2 separate regions of the Homo sapiens genome follow, and region 2 is linked to region 1. The links are chromatin loops, found by intact Hi-C in ENCODE. Cell type or tissue: HCT116. All regions are shown on one strand. Each heading gives the region's core, and the rest is flanking DNA. Links, peaks and the distances in the headings are about the cores only.

Region 1 (2,933 bases), core at 131-2,630:
TAGGTTCGAGTTGAAACTAGCCAAGTGGAGCATTGAAAAAAAAATACATTCTTAGCTTAAATTGTCTCATATGGTCCTAATAATATAATATATGTCTTTATAAAAGTGTCTACTGGAATTTGACTACTTGGCATCCACATTCATTAAATTATGAATTAGATTGTTAGCTATAATGTATAAGGCATATTAGAGATCCTGGAAAAAAATCATATTTTAAAAGTAAAGGTCAAATAAATTAGTGCATTTATAGTATTTCAGAGCAGTATTAATAATGCATCTCAAATATATGTAACTTTTCAAGGAAACTGAACTATTGCTCAGTTTAAAAACGACATCATCATTTAAATAAATCAAACAAATCTAATAAAATTTTATTTAGTTCATCTGATGGTTCTTAGAGCATCAAATGTAAATAATCAGATACTATATACACATGACCAATTGCTCTAAGAATACATAAGACTAGTACATTTTAACATTACACAAATTTAGAAATGAAGGTGAGGTTCTGATACTTAAAAAAGTAGAAATGAAAAATGGAGGAAACTAAATAAAATAAAGTATATTTACATTTACACAGGTTTTTCTTTCTGGAAACTTTGGTGTTTATATGGAATCCTTGTAAACATTTATCATCCGAAAACCATGATGTGTCTTATGATGATAGTAGGAAAAAAAAAGGAAGGGTAGATAGATATATTTCTCAAAGGCCCACAGCAACTTAACTGCATTAGACTAGACCAGTACTTCTCTCTACATTAGGAAGAATCTAATAGAATTTATTTAATGTAATGATGCTTCTAATCCAATATTAGAAAGATTCTAATGTGAAAAAAAAATCTCTGTAAGGCTAAGTCTTACTTTTTTCTCATTCTTCATACTTTCATACACTGATCTTTCTTTAGAAGTTTCTGCATTATTGCCGCAGAGTATGGAGACAGCATAACTGGCTGTTTTGGAAGCCTGAATTTAGTCAAGAGGCAGGGATCACTGACCCAATACAGTGACTTCATTCTAACTGAAAACAAAAATGAATTTAAGGTGAATCGTCAGGTCACTGGTAAGTAAACAACTAAGCACTGACTATTTTTTCCTTTTTCTTGATGCTATTATCTTGTATTCTTTTGAAGAATTCTATCATGGCTCTTCCACAAATTATTCACACAGCTGCAACTGTTCGAAAAGGTTCTAAGAAAGCTTGAGGGTAAGAATATAAATGTCTCTGAAGTAGTGCTGACTCACAGCGGCAGCTGGATTGTTCTGTTTGTATTATGACTTCCTTTGTCATTAAAGCAACTTTCCTATGAAAAATTACAGACTCGGTTTAATAAATATTTTAAATGCTACTGAGCTTGTCCAATGCCTTTTGTCTGACATTATTAAAGCCATCAATTTCTCTTTAACTTTGTCCCAAAGCAGTCTTTTTATATTCATGACTTTCACACTGCCTCTTGTCAATATTACAAAACTCTCTGATCACATTATTGCAGTCTTCATGAAAGTGTAGAGGATGCAACAAATGTTGGAGGCAAAATATAAATTAAGAGCAACATTCTTAGGGTCATAAACTTCGGTGAGTTTTTTTAATTGGGTCTTCCTATTTATCATATGACATTGTAAGAAATTACAATGCTTTAACCTATTTTGAAAGAGACAGTTCACCCTAATTTAATTAACTTAGATGTAGTCTACTAATATTTAAAGTTAGTGGCCTTTTTAATCCTCAATTTCAAAGTCTCAAAAGTCACCATTTTAAGAAATGCTCTCTGAAACACAAAAGAAAATATAACAAAAGCGTTTCAGATGATAATACACAAGATGTCGTTTCTCTAAACCTAAAGAAAAGAAAGAATAAATGAGAAAAAAACATAGCCTGGCACATGCTGGATGATGCTGGTTTCTTTTTGACAGATTTTATTTAATTTTATTTAATGTATATCTAATTTAGAGATCAGGAGTTCTCAAAGTGATTATTTGAGGCAGGAGTTGTGTAGCTGATATGTTACAGTAACCTCCTCCTAAGCAGAAAATTTGAACGCATCTCTAATACTTTCTGCTATGCTGTAAGGGATAAAATATCCCATTTCTGAGTCTTGATTTCTCCATTTGTAAAATTTGAAACTCTTCTGAGGATTAAATGGACTAAAGGAAACACTCTCTGGTAAATTCCCAGCCCATTGCTAGGCATGAGTCAGCAAGCAAAGGTTTGGTGTCTACTCACATGTTTTGTTGTTTTTGAAAATATGAGGGGTTTTTCTGCTGGCTACACAGAGAATGTCTAAGACTTAATAAGAGGAACAGAAAATGTGTTTAATTTCACTTGTCAATACCAACTGATTAGTAGAAATGAACTTAGATGGGAATTGAACCTGTCTAAGCCCATGAACTGTTTCAACACGCAAGAAAACTATAATTGATCAACAATGTTTGTCAAGACTAGAGGGAGGAAGTGGAAGCATGACGTATTCCAAACTGGTTAAATGTTCCAGATGCAAATGTAAACCCTGTCTAAATACAATCTAGGAATAGATTTAGTCAAAGCTGTGTCTAAACACATTTTAAACAGATCAAACACCTTCTCAGCTCTTTTTTTAACTCACATTTGCACCTCAATAGTGTGTTTGTATATATATACCCTGTAAATAGCCAATTTTTGCAACTAGAAGGTAATGAAAGCATTGCATTAGGGCTTAAACATAAAGAAAACATTTGTCTTTCAATATTATATTAAAATGTGTTGCAAAATATATATGATTCTGGAAGCTTTTGTTTATAACTTTTCTTACAGCTAGTTCTCTAGCTAGCCTTATTTTCTACCACCGTTTGTGTAAGAAACAGAAGAATTTTAACAACATGTAAGACTATAAAATATAACATGTCTTGCATCAGACAGGATTACTCAAGACGAAGATTTTGATTACAAGCTATAACTG
Region 2 (2,933 bases), core at 281-2,780, 910 kb after region 1:
TGAATTCTTAAACACCAAATTACATGAGTTAATTTTTTTGTGGTTGAAATATGTAGAGTGGTTTGGTTATCGCTACTGAACCCTCATGAAGAGTACCTGCAAACCAGAAAGATATTTCAAATTCAATTTATTTATTTATTTTAAATGTTAAGGTCTTTCTTCTTCTCCATTTTCTCTGCCCCTTCTGTTTCTAATTACTACTCCTTCAACTTCATAGTTCTGCTTTAAAAACATTGTTAAAACTAGTTTTACATTAGTTGACGCTTTAAAAAATTTTGCATCTCTGTCCCTACACTCCTAATTCTCACATGCTGACTTTACCTGTAGAAATGACTTTATCTCTAACAAAAAAACTTATCCTCACTCTAAAGTGACCCTGTCCGACATGTCCAGACACTTAGGTGAAGATCGTCATGAATTTACTGGAAGTAAATTAGAAATCCAGGAAGACTTTTATGTTAAATATTGTCCTTGGTGATGAGAAAAGCCCATTTGTATCCATGAATAATAAACAATGTTTCCTCTGACATTCTATTCTCAAAAGTTTTAAAAATGTTCTATTCAAGAAACCAGGATTTTTCTTACATATTTATGCTTATGTGCTCATTTCACTTTTGTTGGACATGGCAAGTGTTGATCAAAAGGAAGAAAGGAAAGAAAGAAAGGAATGATCAATGTAAGAAAAGAACAGAAAAAAATCTAGTGAGTAGAAAGATGGAAAAGGGTATTTTCAATTACAGAAAGAGAAATATTGAATGCGGTATAAGAATAACAAAACTGAACATGAAGAGGAGATATAGATAGATATAGATATAGATATAGATATGGATATAGATATCTATTAGCACCCAAGATGCATCTCTCCACTGCCACCTTGTAATTTGTACAGTTCCTCTTCCAAATTTTACACCGAGTAAGTCTATGCAACCAGTTGATTAAGCAGAAGTTACGCTGTGTAATTTACAGGTTAGGTTATAAACACTGAGCAGAGATTGTCATTGGGCTCTTGCTTGCTTATGCTGTCATTCTCTTTCTCTTTCTTTCATCCCTCACTCTGGGTGAGGTCAGCATCCGTGTGTTGTGTATAGCCTATTAGGAGACCCACCTAGCTGGGAACTGAAGCCTCTTTCTATCAGCCACAGGAATGGGTTTGAAAAGAGATTGCCCAGTGTCTTCAGATGACTGCAGTCACGACTGACAACTTGGTGCAACTTCATGAGAGATGCTGAGCCACAACCACCCAGCTAAGTCATGTTCACATTCCTAACCCTCAGAAACTGTGTGAAATAATAAATGTTTAAATGTTTGTTGTAAGTTCTGAAGTTTTGAAGTAATTTGTTACACAGCAATTGAGAGATAATACGTGAATATATAGATACATTGATGTGTATGTATATGTGTGTATATAAATTTACAATTAACTTTGATGAATGTTGCTGACTAAAGTTAAATATAACAATTTAAAGTCAACATTGTTTTCAGTGCATTATTGGAATAGCTTGGCAGAGTCCTTAAAGTAACCCAAAATATAAATTCCTTCTGCCATCTATTGGTGACTTGAATAACTTCCCAGATTATTTTGTAGTTTTATTCTTTTAAGGATGAGCTATATTTGAAATGTACACAGATATATTCTAAGCTCTTGAATATTAGCTGTTTAATATTGACAAAAATTTTTTATCATTCCTATTATCTCACTAGATAACCACTTATCCTAGAGAAAACATGTTTATTTTAATATAAAAAGTTTTTAAAAATCTTCTTTTTTTGCTACATTATTTCTAAGCTTAGTGTCCTTTAATAAAATATTTAATATTATGCTTTTCAAATTTTATTTTAAAAAATTTCTAAATTCTTAATAATTTACTTTCAGCAAAACTTACTTTCAGCATAGTTTTAGTGTAAAGTGCATTGCATTTTTTCACCTCATACGCTCCCCATGATATTCCCTGCTTCAACTGTCTTAACTGAGCAAAAGAAATAGGAGGCGATTAGCAATGCTCACACAACACTTTATGCAAAATTATTTTCTTTTAGAACAACTAATCTGGTGCCACCTTATAAATGTTTACATTCCACACTTTCAAATTACTGTAGGTGTTTGTTTTTCCCCATACTTTATCTCCTATATTACTTTTATTCTGTACATTATAACATTCAAAGTAATTTCAGAGTGTTAAATAATGATGATAATGAATACCTCAAAAAGAAGAAAGCAAGATATATTAGCGCAATAGAAATATATCAAATAGAAGGATAAACAGATTGATCGATTGATATATAGATCTCATTTGCAAAGATTAGAAGAAAAATTCTAAAAGCAGTAGTAAGTCCAATTCAGACAAACCAAATTTATTCTTTTGTTATACTGGTTTCTCCTGACTATAAATCGTTCTGTCCCAGTGGGCTAGTCATTATAGAAAATTAGTTAGTGTGTTACTTCCATGCTGAGTAGAATAGTTCTGTTATTAAAGCATTTTTTTCCGTAGGCAGTATATTGACACTTGCGTAATTTAAGAAAAAAAAATGAATCTCATCAAACACCTGGTATTCATTAGTGCTTTTTATCCACCTGGTATTCATTAGTACTTTTTATCCATGTATTCCTGCTCAAAATTTTGATCACTTAGTCCCTTCTGTGTAGATGACACAAACAAAGCTCTCTTAAGTGAGAATTTATTTTCATAAGCCAAGCTTACAGCGCAACACAGCACATTTATTTTCCTTTTAATGTTGAAGATGAGATAGAGTTAGTGAGGTATTTACGAAAGAGTTGATTGAAAAGAAATTTATGAGAACACAACTGACATTTTCTCATTTTTGACTTACCTTTTCTGACATCTTATGGGAACTGTGACTGAACCTGTCAAGAAGAAATTAACGAGGACTCAGGGGATAATTTCTTAATGTACAATTAGTGAGCAGTTTTCTTT

What was found. Hi-C counts contacts between places; a loop is a spot of excess contacts. Peaks named below come from ENCODE experiments on the same cell type or tissue, not always from the same donor. Only the 100,000 strongest peaks of a DNase experiment are listed, where the experiment ranks them.
Region 2: it touches region 1 in a loop (2.8-fold over the local background); 4 of 110 quality-filtered maps call a loop at or near these places.

The regions. Positions count from the first base shown.
Region 1 is chr4:161,553,566-161,556,498 of GRCh38, forward strand. All of the region lies in intron 8 of FSTL5 (follistatin like 5), which reads right to left. Among named protein-coding and RNA genes, the nearest start is that of FSTL5-AS1, 470 kb to the right of the region's middle. RefSeq lists an enhancer at 2,194-2,303. In HCT116, for the core only: no CTCF peak of the experiment used is centred there; no DNase peak of the experiment used is centred there; H3K4me3 peaks cover 868 bases; H3K27ac peaks cover 1,862 bases.
Region 2 is chr4:162,460,620-162,463,552 of GRCh38, forward strand. LOC124900804 (a long non-coding RNA gene) reads left to right here. Exons shown (of 2, transcript XR_007058353.1): 2 at 1,137-1,314. Among named protein-coding and RNA genes, the nearest start is that of FSTL5, 300 kb to the left of the region's middle. In HCT116, for the core only: a CTCF peak has its summit at 1,520 (motif pointing left); a DNase peak (open chromatin) is centred at 1,572.